Linked DNA regions of Homo sapiens: region 1 is linked to region 2. Evidence: chromatin loops called from intact Hi-C (ENCODE). Cell type or tissue: dorsolateral prefrontal cortex. All regions are shown on one strand. Each heading gives the region's core, and the rest is flanking DNA. Links, peaks and the distances in the headings are about the cores only. Region 1 overlaps NIPBL (NIPBL cohesin loading factor). Region 2 overlaps CPLANE1 (ciliogenesis and planar polarity effector complex subunit 1).

Evidence for each region. Peaks named below come from ENCODE experiments on the same cell type or tissue, not always from the same donor. Only the 100,000 strongest peaks of a DNase experiment are listed, where the experiment ranks them.
Region 1: a loop joins it to region 2, with 4 times the contacts of the local background. A loop is called at or near these places in 6 of 110 quality-filtered maps.

What each region holds. Positions count from the first base shown.
Region 1 is chr5:37,041,365-37,046,752 of GRCh38, reverse strand. NIPBL (NIPBL cohesin loading factor) reads right to left here. Exons shown (of 47, transcript NM_133433.4): 35 at 2,266-2,406; 36 at 2,024-2,117; 37 at 1,156-1,310; 38 at 554-644. Among named protein-coding and RNA genes, the nearest start is that of NIPBL, 170 kb to the right of the region's middle. In dorsolateral prefrontal cortex, for the core only: CTCF peaks have their summits at 2,672 and 2,873 (motif pointing left); a DNase peak (open chromatin) is centred at 2,881; H3K4me3 peaks cover 599 bases; H3K27ac peaks cover 3,133 bases.
Region 2 is chr5:37,119,831-37,125,187 of GRCh38, reverse strand. CPLANE1 (ciliogenesis and planar polarity effector complex subunit 1) reads left to right here. Exons shown (of 53, transcript NM_001384732.1): 48 at 2,700-2,758; 49 at 3,404-3,571; 50 at 4,848-4,972. Among named protein-coding and RNA genes, the nearest start is that of CPLANE1-AS1, 130 kb to the left of the region's middle. In dorsolateral prefrontal cortex, for the core only: no CTCF peak of the experiment used is centred there; no DNase peak of the experiment used is centred there.

The DNA of each region.
Region 1 (5,388 bases), core at 92-5,091, 79 kb after region 2:
AACAATTGCAAAACATGTTTTTATTACATCAATCCTTCCTGGAAAAACATTATAAAACAGGTATATATCCAAATTGTTCCTTCTGGGTTGCTTACTATTTGCTTTTATATAAATAAGTCAGTGTAGACTGATCATTGTTTTAACCAGATGTGGCAGCTTCCTGTAGTGACAAAGCTTTGCAATGAAAAAGAACAATTAAAAAAATGCAAAGAGCACAGAATTCTTCTATATTATTTTTCTTTATCAAAGGGCTTTAATAAATGTTCTTAAGATACCCTATGGAGGAGGGGTAGAAGAAAGTATTGTTATCTCTATTTTACTAATGAAGAAACTGATGAACAGACAAATGGCTTGCTCAAGGTTACCCAGGAAGTCAATGGCCATGACAAGAATGCAACCCAGTTGTTTTAATCCTCAGACCTACATTCTATACACCAAATCCTACTGCTAATAGAAACATATTAAAGTAAATCAACAATTTAGATTCACAATATTTAAAAATATGCTCTATCCCTCTCAAATAGCTACAAATTATAAAGAAATTTAGACTTACCTAGACCAATGATAGCTTTTGTTTGTACTTCTTCATCTGAGTGTTTTGTAAAATACATCAATAGTTCAAGTACTTTATCTTTTATGTTAACCTAAGGGGAGGAAAACACATTAAAGTGTTCATGAACAGTAACTTAGATTAATTTTCAACTATAAAGGAAAAAAATACCTTAAAACAATGAGAATTTGTGTGAACTTTATTAAAAAAATAAGTAACCAATTCCATTTATTTTAGAACAGTGGCATTCAAAGTATCAGTCTGTGACAAAGAAGCTTGTTTCGGAATGTAAATCAGTGCATTGTTTCCTTCATTGAAAAAAATTTTTTTTAAAAAGTCAGCTGTTGATGTCAACAGTGTGCTACTGTTACAAAACTGATATAACTTGTCAGGGAAATTTCATTATCTGGTTACACACCAGTAACAAAAAGTTGATGGATTAGCAGCCAGTCTGAGGACCACGTTTTGAGCAGCACTGTTTTCAGAATTTTCATTAAACCAGACTACTCTAATGTTGCCTTCATCCTGGGTCACTACTGTCATTCTCAGATCACAGTGCCATATAGCTCTATGTTTTATAGCATTTTAAGTATTACTACCTTTACCTTGCTGTTGCCTTTAAAATCTTCCAGATCAAAATCAAAATGCCGACATAGTGCTCCAACGGTGAAAAGGGATCTAAGAAGTGCTGGTTTGTTTGTTAGAAGTGAAGTGTTATTTGGGTCCTCTTGGTGTTGACTTTTTAATTTTGAAATGGCACCTAATAAAGATAAGTAATATTTACTTATAATATTTATCTTTGAATTACTAAGTTCAAGTAATTACTACTAATGAATTACAATTTTTTTTTTGAGATGGAGTCTCACTGTCACCCAGGCTGGAGTGCAGTGACATGATCTTGGCTCACTGCAACCTCCGCCTCCCGTGTTCAAGTGATTCTCCTGCCTCAGCTTCCCAAGTAGCTGGGATTACAGTCGTGTGCCACCACGCCTGGCAAATTTTTGTATTTTTAGTAGAGAGACGGGGTTTCACCATGTTGGCCAGGCTGATCTCGAACTCCCGACCTCAGGTAATCCACCCGCCGTGGCCTCCCAAAGTGCTGGGATTACAGGCATGAGCCACTGTCCCCAGCCAATTAATTTTTACTAATGGTTCTAAATATTAAATATGTCTAGAATTATGAGAGTGCTCTTCAGAGTCTAAACTAATGTAAGAAAATTTAAATTTTACTTTTCACAGTGCGCAAAAAATTTACCAATCTTTACTTATCAGGAGATAAATTTCTGAAGTAATCACAGTGGGTTCTTCAGGAAATACAAAAGACACTAGAAAATATTGTTTCTGAGAGGACCACGGTGGATAATCACACCTCATAATTTCCTCGAGTCTAGCCTTTTATCAAATGTGTTTAAAATGAGCTGACCCCCTGCAGGACCTAGCAGAATAATTTTAAAACCCTGGTATTGAACTTACCATAGTATCTATTGAAACAAGCCCACACAAATTTAAAATTTTGTGTCACTTTATTTACAACAGCTCCAAGACAGCTCACACAATGTTGCACTACCTAAAAGATATAGAAAATGTTTAGATAAAAGTTAAAAATATACTATTTTAAAAACTTAGCTTTTTACAAATATTTGCTTTAAAAATTTTAATAAAATACATTAGAACTTTACACTAATGAATAAAGAAATGGTAAACTGAGTGCTTACAGTCATGCCATATTTGATGATGAGCTTCATTAGATCTTCCTCAATAGTGGCAAGAAAAGTTTCACTTGGATGCTCCATCAGTGGTACAACTAGCTCTAGGATTTTTGCAACATTGCAGATAACCATGAAATCATTTTGCGTCTATAAGAATAAAATTAATGCTTTATGAATATCCAAAACCTGAAAAGAAACTATATACAGCTTTACGTATTTGGGGGCAGAAATAGGGCATTTTGCACGTAAAGGTCCAGTTAAAAAAAAAAGTCTGTTAGAGTTTTTTTTTCAAGGTATGGAAGGAGAAGCACCAGCATGTCAGGAATATGTACCGACAACTAACTTACCAAAATGTGACTTTGGGGTCACTTAATCACAATGTTATATTTTTTCCCTAAAATGTAACACAAGTCAATTCTAAACAAAGGTATTTACATATTGACAGCATTATACAAAGACTGGTACAGTTTTTACGATTAGTATTTTCCAAACTGTGTATGTTAACCCAGTAGTTCTCAATCAGGAATAAGCTTCTTCCCCCGTATCCTGACACAGGAGTATTTGGCAGTATCTGGAGACATTTTTGGTTGTCACAATGGGAGCCACTACTGGCATCTAGTGGATAGAGGCCAGGGATGCTGCTTAACAACCTGCAATGCACAGAACAATCCTTGACAACAAAGAATCATCTAGTCCTGTCAATAGTGCTGAGGTTGAGAAACCCTGTGTTAAAATTTTCTATGACAGATAAACATGTAGAATCCCAGAACCAGGCAGAAGGCTTCTTTACTTCTAAGAAACACAGTCTTGCTCAATTGCCCAGGTTGGAGTGCAGTGGCACAATCACAGCTCAATGCAATCCTGCTCCTGAGCTTGAGCGATTTTCCTGACAGTCTCTCGAGTAGCTAGGACTACAGGCGCATAATACCACACCCGGTTAATTTTTTAATTGTCTTTTTTTTTTTTTGAGACAGAGTCTTGCTCTGTTGCCCAGGCTGGAGTGCAGTGGCATGATCTTGGCTCACTGCAACCTCTGCCTCCCGGGTTCAAGCAACCCCCTGACTCAGCCACCCGAGTAGCTGGGATTACAGGCGCCCACCACCATGCCTGGCTAATTTTTGTATTTTTAGTAGAGACGGGGTTTCACCATCTTGGCCAGGCTGGTCTAGGACTCACGACCTCGTGATCCACCTGCCTCGGCCTCCCAAAGTGCTGGGATTACAGGTGTGAGAAACTGCGTCCGGCCTTAATTTTCATTTTTGTAGAGACAGGGTCTCACTATGTTGCGCAGGCTGGTTTTGAATTCCTGGCCTCAAGTGATCCTCCTGCCTTGGCCACCCAAAGTACTGGGATTACAGGTGTGGGCCACCATGCTCAGCCTAGGACTTCTTTATTTTAAATTTAAATGTGTTATTTCTTTGATTAGAAAAACTAATAAGCATGTTTAAAAAAACAGGTAGAGACTTTTTAAAAAAAACCAAAAGGTAGAAAAGGATTTACAATAAAAAGTCTTGTTTCTATCTATCCTCCAGCCACCCAGTTCATTTCCCCAAAGGCAATCAAAGTTATATGTGTGTGTGTGTGTGTGTGTGTGCGCGCGTGTGTGTAGTAAGGCTTTCAATGCATGTTTTTAATCTAGTTTTTTTTTTTCCTTTCTTTTTTTTTTTTGAGACGGAGTCTCGCTCTGTCATCCAGGCTGGAATGCAGTGGCGCGATCTTGGCTCACTGCAACCTCCGCCTCCTGAGTTCAAGTGATTCTCCTCAGCCTCCAGAGTAGCTGGAGGCATGGAAGGAGAAGCACCAGCATGTCGGGAATATGGATCGACAACTAGCCTGCCACCACGCCTGGCTAATTTTTGTATTTTTAGTAGAGATGGGGTTTCACCATATTGGCCAGGCTGGTCTTAAACTCCACACTTTGTGATCTGCCTGCCTCGGCCTCCCAAAGTGCTGGGATTACAGGTGTGAGCCATCATGTCCAGCCTTAATCTAGTTTTTAAGCTACTAATCCTCATTGTTAGTAATGGATTACCGGCATAGATTTTGGACTTTTTTTTTTGACACAGAGCCTCGTTCTGTCACCCAGGCGGAAGTGCAGTAGCACAGTCTCGGCTCACTGCAACCTCCGCCTCCAAGGTTCAAGCGATTCTCCTGCTTTAGCCTGTCGAGGAGCTGGGACTATAGGTGCGCACCACCATGCTTGGCTAATTTTTGTATTTTTAGTAGAGACAGGGTTTCACCATGCTGGCCAGGCTGGTCTTGAACTCCTGACCTCGTGATCCGCCTGCCTCGGCCTCCCAAAGTGCTGGGATTACAGGCGTGAGCCACCGTGCCCAGCCCATTTTGGACTTTTTGAGTGCATTAACACACTAGTTAAAAACATTCCCACCACTTGGCTTGTAGGAGTATTAATTACAAAAAAAAGAAATTCCCACATCATATTCATCCTTCCTTTTAGGATCCCCACAGGATTAAAAAGAAAAGATAAATTCTTTTTAAGTAGCATAGAAATCCTGTTGTTTCCCATAATGAGTTAAAGTGGGTCTAGGGATAGAAGAATTTTTGTTGGGTAAGATATTCATTTGAGAACCAGTGCTAGCATTTTACTTAAAAAAAAAAAAAATGTAGTGGCTGGGCACAGTGGCTCACGCCTATAATCCCGGCTCTTTGGGAGGCCACAGTAGGCAGATCACTTGAGGCCCGGAGTTCAAGACCAGCCTGGCCAACATGGCAATTCCCTGTCTCTACTAAAAATACAAAAATTAGCCGGGTGTGGTGGTGCACACCTGTAAAATCCCAGCTACTTGGGTGGCTAAGGCATGAGAATCGCTTGAACCTGGGAGGCGAAGGTTGCAGTCAGCCAGAAGTGCAGGACTGTACTCCAGCCTGGGCAACAGAGCAAGACTGTGTCTTAAAAAAAAAAGAAATAGGCCGGGCACAGTGGCTCATGCCTGTAATCCCAGTACTTTGGGAGGCCAAGGCGGGGCAGATCAATAAGGTCTGGAGTTCAAGACCAGTCTGGCCAACATAGTGAAACCCCGTCTCTACTAAAAATACAAAAAATTAGCCAGGTGTGGTGGTGTGCACCTGTAATCTCAGCTACTTGGGAGGCTGAGGAAGGAGAATCGC
Region 2 (5,357 bases), core at 1-5,000:
GGCAAAATTTTAAGAAAAAGATTAACATAATTTGGATACATTTGTAATTTGGCATATAGAAAAGTAAATGTTTTACTTAAGTCAGGAAAAGTTAATAAATTATCTTAAAATGTTGCAGCATATTGTGCTAACCAAGTTATACTGAATTATCTTAAATATTTTCTTGTCCCCCAGGCTAATGATGGCTATAGCATTTTAACAAGAGGAGGAGGTTGAGTGATTGGGTGACCAATTGGAGTTCTTCCTTTAATTTTCAATGAGAGTCATTGGCAGTTGCGACAACCAACTATGTGTATTAAAGCCATTTTAAAAACTCACTCTTCTATGCCTGCTCCCTTACTTAGTTTATAAAATTTATTTGCTTAGAAAACTTTGGGAGACCAAAGTGAGAGGATCACTTGTGACCAAGAGTTGAGAGCATCCTGGGCAATATCATGAGATCTCATCTCTACAAAAGAAAAAAAAAAATTAGCCAGGTGTGGTAGCACACACCTGTAGTCCCAGCTACTCTAGAGGCTGAGGCAGGAGGATCATTTGAGCCCAGAAGTTTGAGACTGTATTGAGCTATGATCACACCACTGCACTCCAGCCTGGGAGACAAAGGGCGACCCTGTGTCTACAAATAAAGCAAAAGCTAACAAATAAAAAACCCTTCAATTTTCTGTTCATAAGTTACCTACAAAGAATACAAAAAAAATTATTGTCCAGTCATGTATCAACAGAACAATGTCAGTTCTGTGTGTGTGGTTTTTGTTTTTTTAACTGTTTTTAAAACTCAGCATTTATTTACTGAGCCCTAAATACAGACATAACCAGGCTAGGTCAGGTATATTTTTCTTCAGATGGTAAAACAAAGCACTATTACTTTGATAGTCACATTACTATGAAAATTACATTTAGATTACAGTTTAGATTACAGTTTATCTTTTACTTTGTAATCTGAAATAAAATACAATATCCCTTCATTTTTTTCAGCATCATTAGGATAACAAATTCTTTAGGTGAATTTTTCAGATAAACTGTTCCATTAAAACGCCAAATGGTGCAAAAGTAGGTGAACTATTGTTTAAAGTGTGCAATTTACTTACCTGTCTCTGAAAAGAGCATATTGGTGTTAACGTAACGTTTTCTTGATAGCCCAGGAGACATGGTAGTGACCTTCAGGGCTACTGAGGTACCTGACCAGAATCTTAAAGTGTGTGCATGTGTGTTTGAGAGAGACTGTGTGTGTGTGTGTGTGTGTGTGTGTGTGTGTGTATGTTCCCCTAGCCTAATGTAGAATGGGTTCTGACATTACCTTCTCGCTGTCAGTGAAGTAAATACCCAAGATTGTTAGAATTGTGTCCAAATTTAGAATAAATTGGCTAGGAATAGTGGCTCATGTCTGTAATCCCAGCACTTTGGGAGCCCATGATAGGAGGATCACCTGAGGCCAGGAGTTCAAGACCAGCCTAGGCAACATAGTGAGACCTTGTCTCTACAAAAAAAAATAAGAAAATGAAAATTTAGCCAGATGTGGTGGCACATGCCTGTAGTCCTAACTACTCAAGGTAAGAAGATCACTTGTGCCCAGTTGAGAAGATCATGCCCCTGCACTCCTGCCTGGGCAACAGAGTGCACTCTTGTCTCAAAATAAGTAAACTCTAAGGGTTTAAGAACTGCTTGGTTTATAGATTTTGTGGTCTCATTCAAGATTGCAAACACTTTTTTTGTTTTGTTTTTTAACTTCTATTTGGGTAAAGGGATGGGATTAGTGAGGTGTTAATGTAATTAAAATTTTCATTTGAATTTCTATTAGAAATCAACAAGACCTTTAATTTGCTAGTGACAACTTCTCCACAGGACCTTGAAAAAGTGAATTTACTTCTGAGTGTCCATTTTTATATACATAATTGTGTGTGAAAAGAACCTCACATGTAACTCACACCAATAGTTCTTAATGTTCTGGAATAATACGTATGTGTCTGACATTTGTTGTTTGCCTTCTGGTGTATAACTTGAAGAGTTTATGAGTCACAGTCAATTCACTGTAGTAGGTTTCTGATAAACATTTTAAAACATAAAAATGATAATTTTAAATGTCTAATTTCTGCTTTATTAACAAGCTCTTGGTGAGGTTAATTACAGGATTGAGTACAAAGCATAGGTGCTTCCACCTAAAATGTTCCTACTTTCCATTTTTAGTGCAGCCAAATAAGGTTCTCTCCTAATTAATTCAATAAAATATATTAATTGAACTAGTAAAATAGATTTTGCCTTCCATTTATTAAATTGGTTTATTATTTTTATTTATTTATTTATTTTTTTGAAACGGAGCCTTGCTCTGTTGCCCAGGCTGGAGTGCAGTGGCGCTATCTCAGCTCACTGCAGCCTCCGCCTCCCAGGTAGCTGAGATTACAGGTGTGTGCCACATGCCCAGCTAATTTTTGTATTTTTAGTAGAGACGAGGTTTCACCATGTTGGCCAGGCTGGTCATGAACTCCTGACCTCAGGTGATCCGCCCGCCGCAGCCTCCCTAAATTGGTTTTTACTTTAATTACATGATGTTTTAATTTAACATTTTTATGTTTTATGCTAGAGTAGGAAGCTTCATCAAACACGACAGTGTTTTGTACTGTTTCCTAAATAACAGAATTATGTGTAATGGTTTAATTATTTGGATTGAACAATAATGAACCAACTGGGTATTTTTTATGCAGCTTTACATGACTTCAAGGGAAATAAGGCTGAGACAAAAGATGAAGCATGAAAAAGACAGGTGAGTTTGGTAGCTGTAACCCTGTGTTTTCTCTCTAACTTCCTTAGCTGAGGCATAGATTAATGCCTTAGGAATTCTGTTTTCACAATAGTCTCTTTTTTGTCAATAAACAGAGAATTATGGGAGTTATCACTGCAAGGAAAATGATGAGACTCACTAGCCTTTTTTCAAATTTGCTTTCAAATATTATGTGTTTCATTCAGTTTTTATGACTTTTATTTCTGCTGTTCTCCCTTTCCCAACCCAGATATTTACATGCATTTGGGAAATACTCCAGAGACCATAACTACAAGTACCTTTAATAATACTGCCTAATCATTTTCAGAAATCTGATGAATAGAAGGATGTTAGAAGTGCTGAAGAAAGAAAATGCTAAGTGAAATTAGCCGGGCATGGTGGCCAGGCGCCTGTAATCCCAGCTACTCGGGAGCCTGAGGCAGGAGAATTGCTTGAACTCGGGAGGCGGAGGTTGCAGTGAGCCGAGATCACGCCATTGCAATCCAGCCTGGGTGACAAGAGTGAAACTCCGTCTCAAAAAAAAAAAAAAACCAGAACATGCTAGGTGATCTTCAAACACTATATTCCCTCTGGATAGATGAACTGAAAGTGACTCTTAATAAATGATGCTTAATTCTTTGTCTACAGATTGCTGCTCTCTGAACACTATAGTCGTCGAATCTCACAAGCGTACGGTCTGATGAATGAACTGTTATCTGAGTCAGTACAGCTACCAACTCTACCACAGAAACCATTGCCTAACAAACCCAGCCCTACTCAGTCTTCCAGTTGTCAACACTGCCCTTCTCCAAGAGGGTAAGACAAGGTTTCACATGCCATTTGGCAAGATAACGTCAGGCCTGATAAGAAGAAATGTAGCACTTTCGTGACCTAAGTTCAGTGCATTTGCATTTACCCTGCTTAGAGTTATGATGATAAAGGAAAAAAGTAGCCTCATAATCATGAGGTCTTTATACATTGATAGAATCACCAAGGAAAAAGGCAAAAATTGTGTTATATTTCTCACTAAGCTTACAGAGCATTTAGGTATTCCAGAAGTATGAAATTTGGTATCTGTGCAGTCCTGTTTTATTTAGTTGTTGTTAATATTTGCCTCCATAATTTGCCTTCTAACTGCTCATCCTATTTTCCCATGTGTCATCTTCTCTCTTTCAGAAACAGCCAGTCCCCAGCTGCTTACCACTTCCCTTTCTGCTACCCGCCCCAGACCTGCCCAGTTATGCTCATTCAGCTGTAGCTACTATTATGTATTTTACTTTAATCACCTGCAGAGGGGTTATATATGAGTTAATTAGGCAGGAATTAACTAAACATAGAATGCTGAAGAAAACTACCCAAGTATAAAATTTCTTATATATGGTCAACAAACATGCAAAGTTCTATTAATATCTGTTGGTGATCATAGGGTGAACATGAATTGGAGTACAGTGTTGTTAAGCATCAACACATTTGACAAAATAAATTATTAGAATTGTAAACATAATCACATAATTTAAGAGCCTAGAGGAGATACTACCAACACAAACCCAGATGTAATCAGATCATCTGTGTGTGTAGTGTAGAGTTTACTTCAAATACCAAAGATTCCCGTTGAGACTTTTCTAGAATAAAGCAGGGATTAAATACATATATAACTGCCCAATATATGGAGAATTTGAAATGGAGAGTGAGATAACCACAAAAAAGTTTTGTGAAAAAAAATGAGGTTTGAGGTATGAGATACAAAGAATAATTTGTTGAGAGTTATATGTTAAGTGCATCACTGAGGTACAGACTAGGCAGTATCAAGTGAATATAATCTGAGCTATATTTTGGTCTGTTTTTTCCTTAAAGTAACAGGGTCTTGCTCTGTCACCCAGGCTGGAGTGCAGTGGCATTCACAGGTGCAATCATGGCACACCACAGCCTCGACTCTCTGGGTTCCAGTGATCCTCCTGTCCCACCCTCGCCAGTAGCTGGGGCTATAGGCTTGCACTACTGTGCCCAGCTTAATTTGGGCTTTTTGAAATGTTAAAGTTTATCGCTGATATGAGATTCTGGGAATGTAATAATTATGTGATTTCTACTATAGAGAGAATCAACATGGTCACAGTTTTCTAATAAATCGACCTGGAAAAGTCAAATATATGTCCAAACCGAGTTATATCCATAAGAGGAAGTCTTTTGGGCAACCTCAAGGCTCACCTTGGCCACATGGTAAGACTTAAAGCTTTTTTATAAATTGTCTGATTTGGACCTATTCCTTCTTGTCTCCAAAGTTGTGTTTTCATTAGTAAAAGGTATAAGTCTTAGTAAAAAGGAGTTCTGATTTGAACAGAAGGCGAGGCATTGATAAAGACTTAGCTGTAATTTTTTTTTTTTCTGCTTTGAAGTAAGGCCCTAGGAATCTTCCTAAATGAATGGCTTTTTTTTTCTTTTTCTTTTTGAGGCAGAGTCTCGCTCTGTCACCCAGGCTGGAGTGCAGTGGCGAGATCTTGGCTCACTGCAAGCTCTGCCTCCCAGGTTCATGCCATTCTCCTGCCTCAGCCTCCCAAGTACCTGGGATTACAGGCGCCCACCACCACGCCCGGCTAATTTTTTG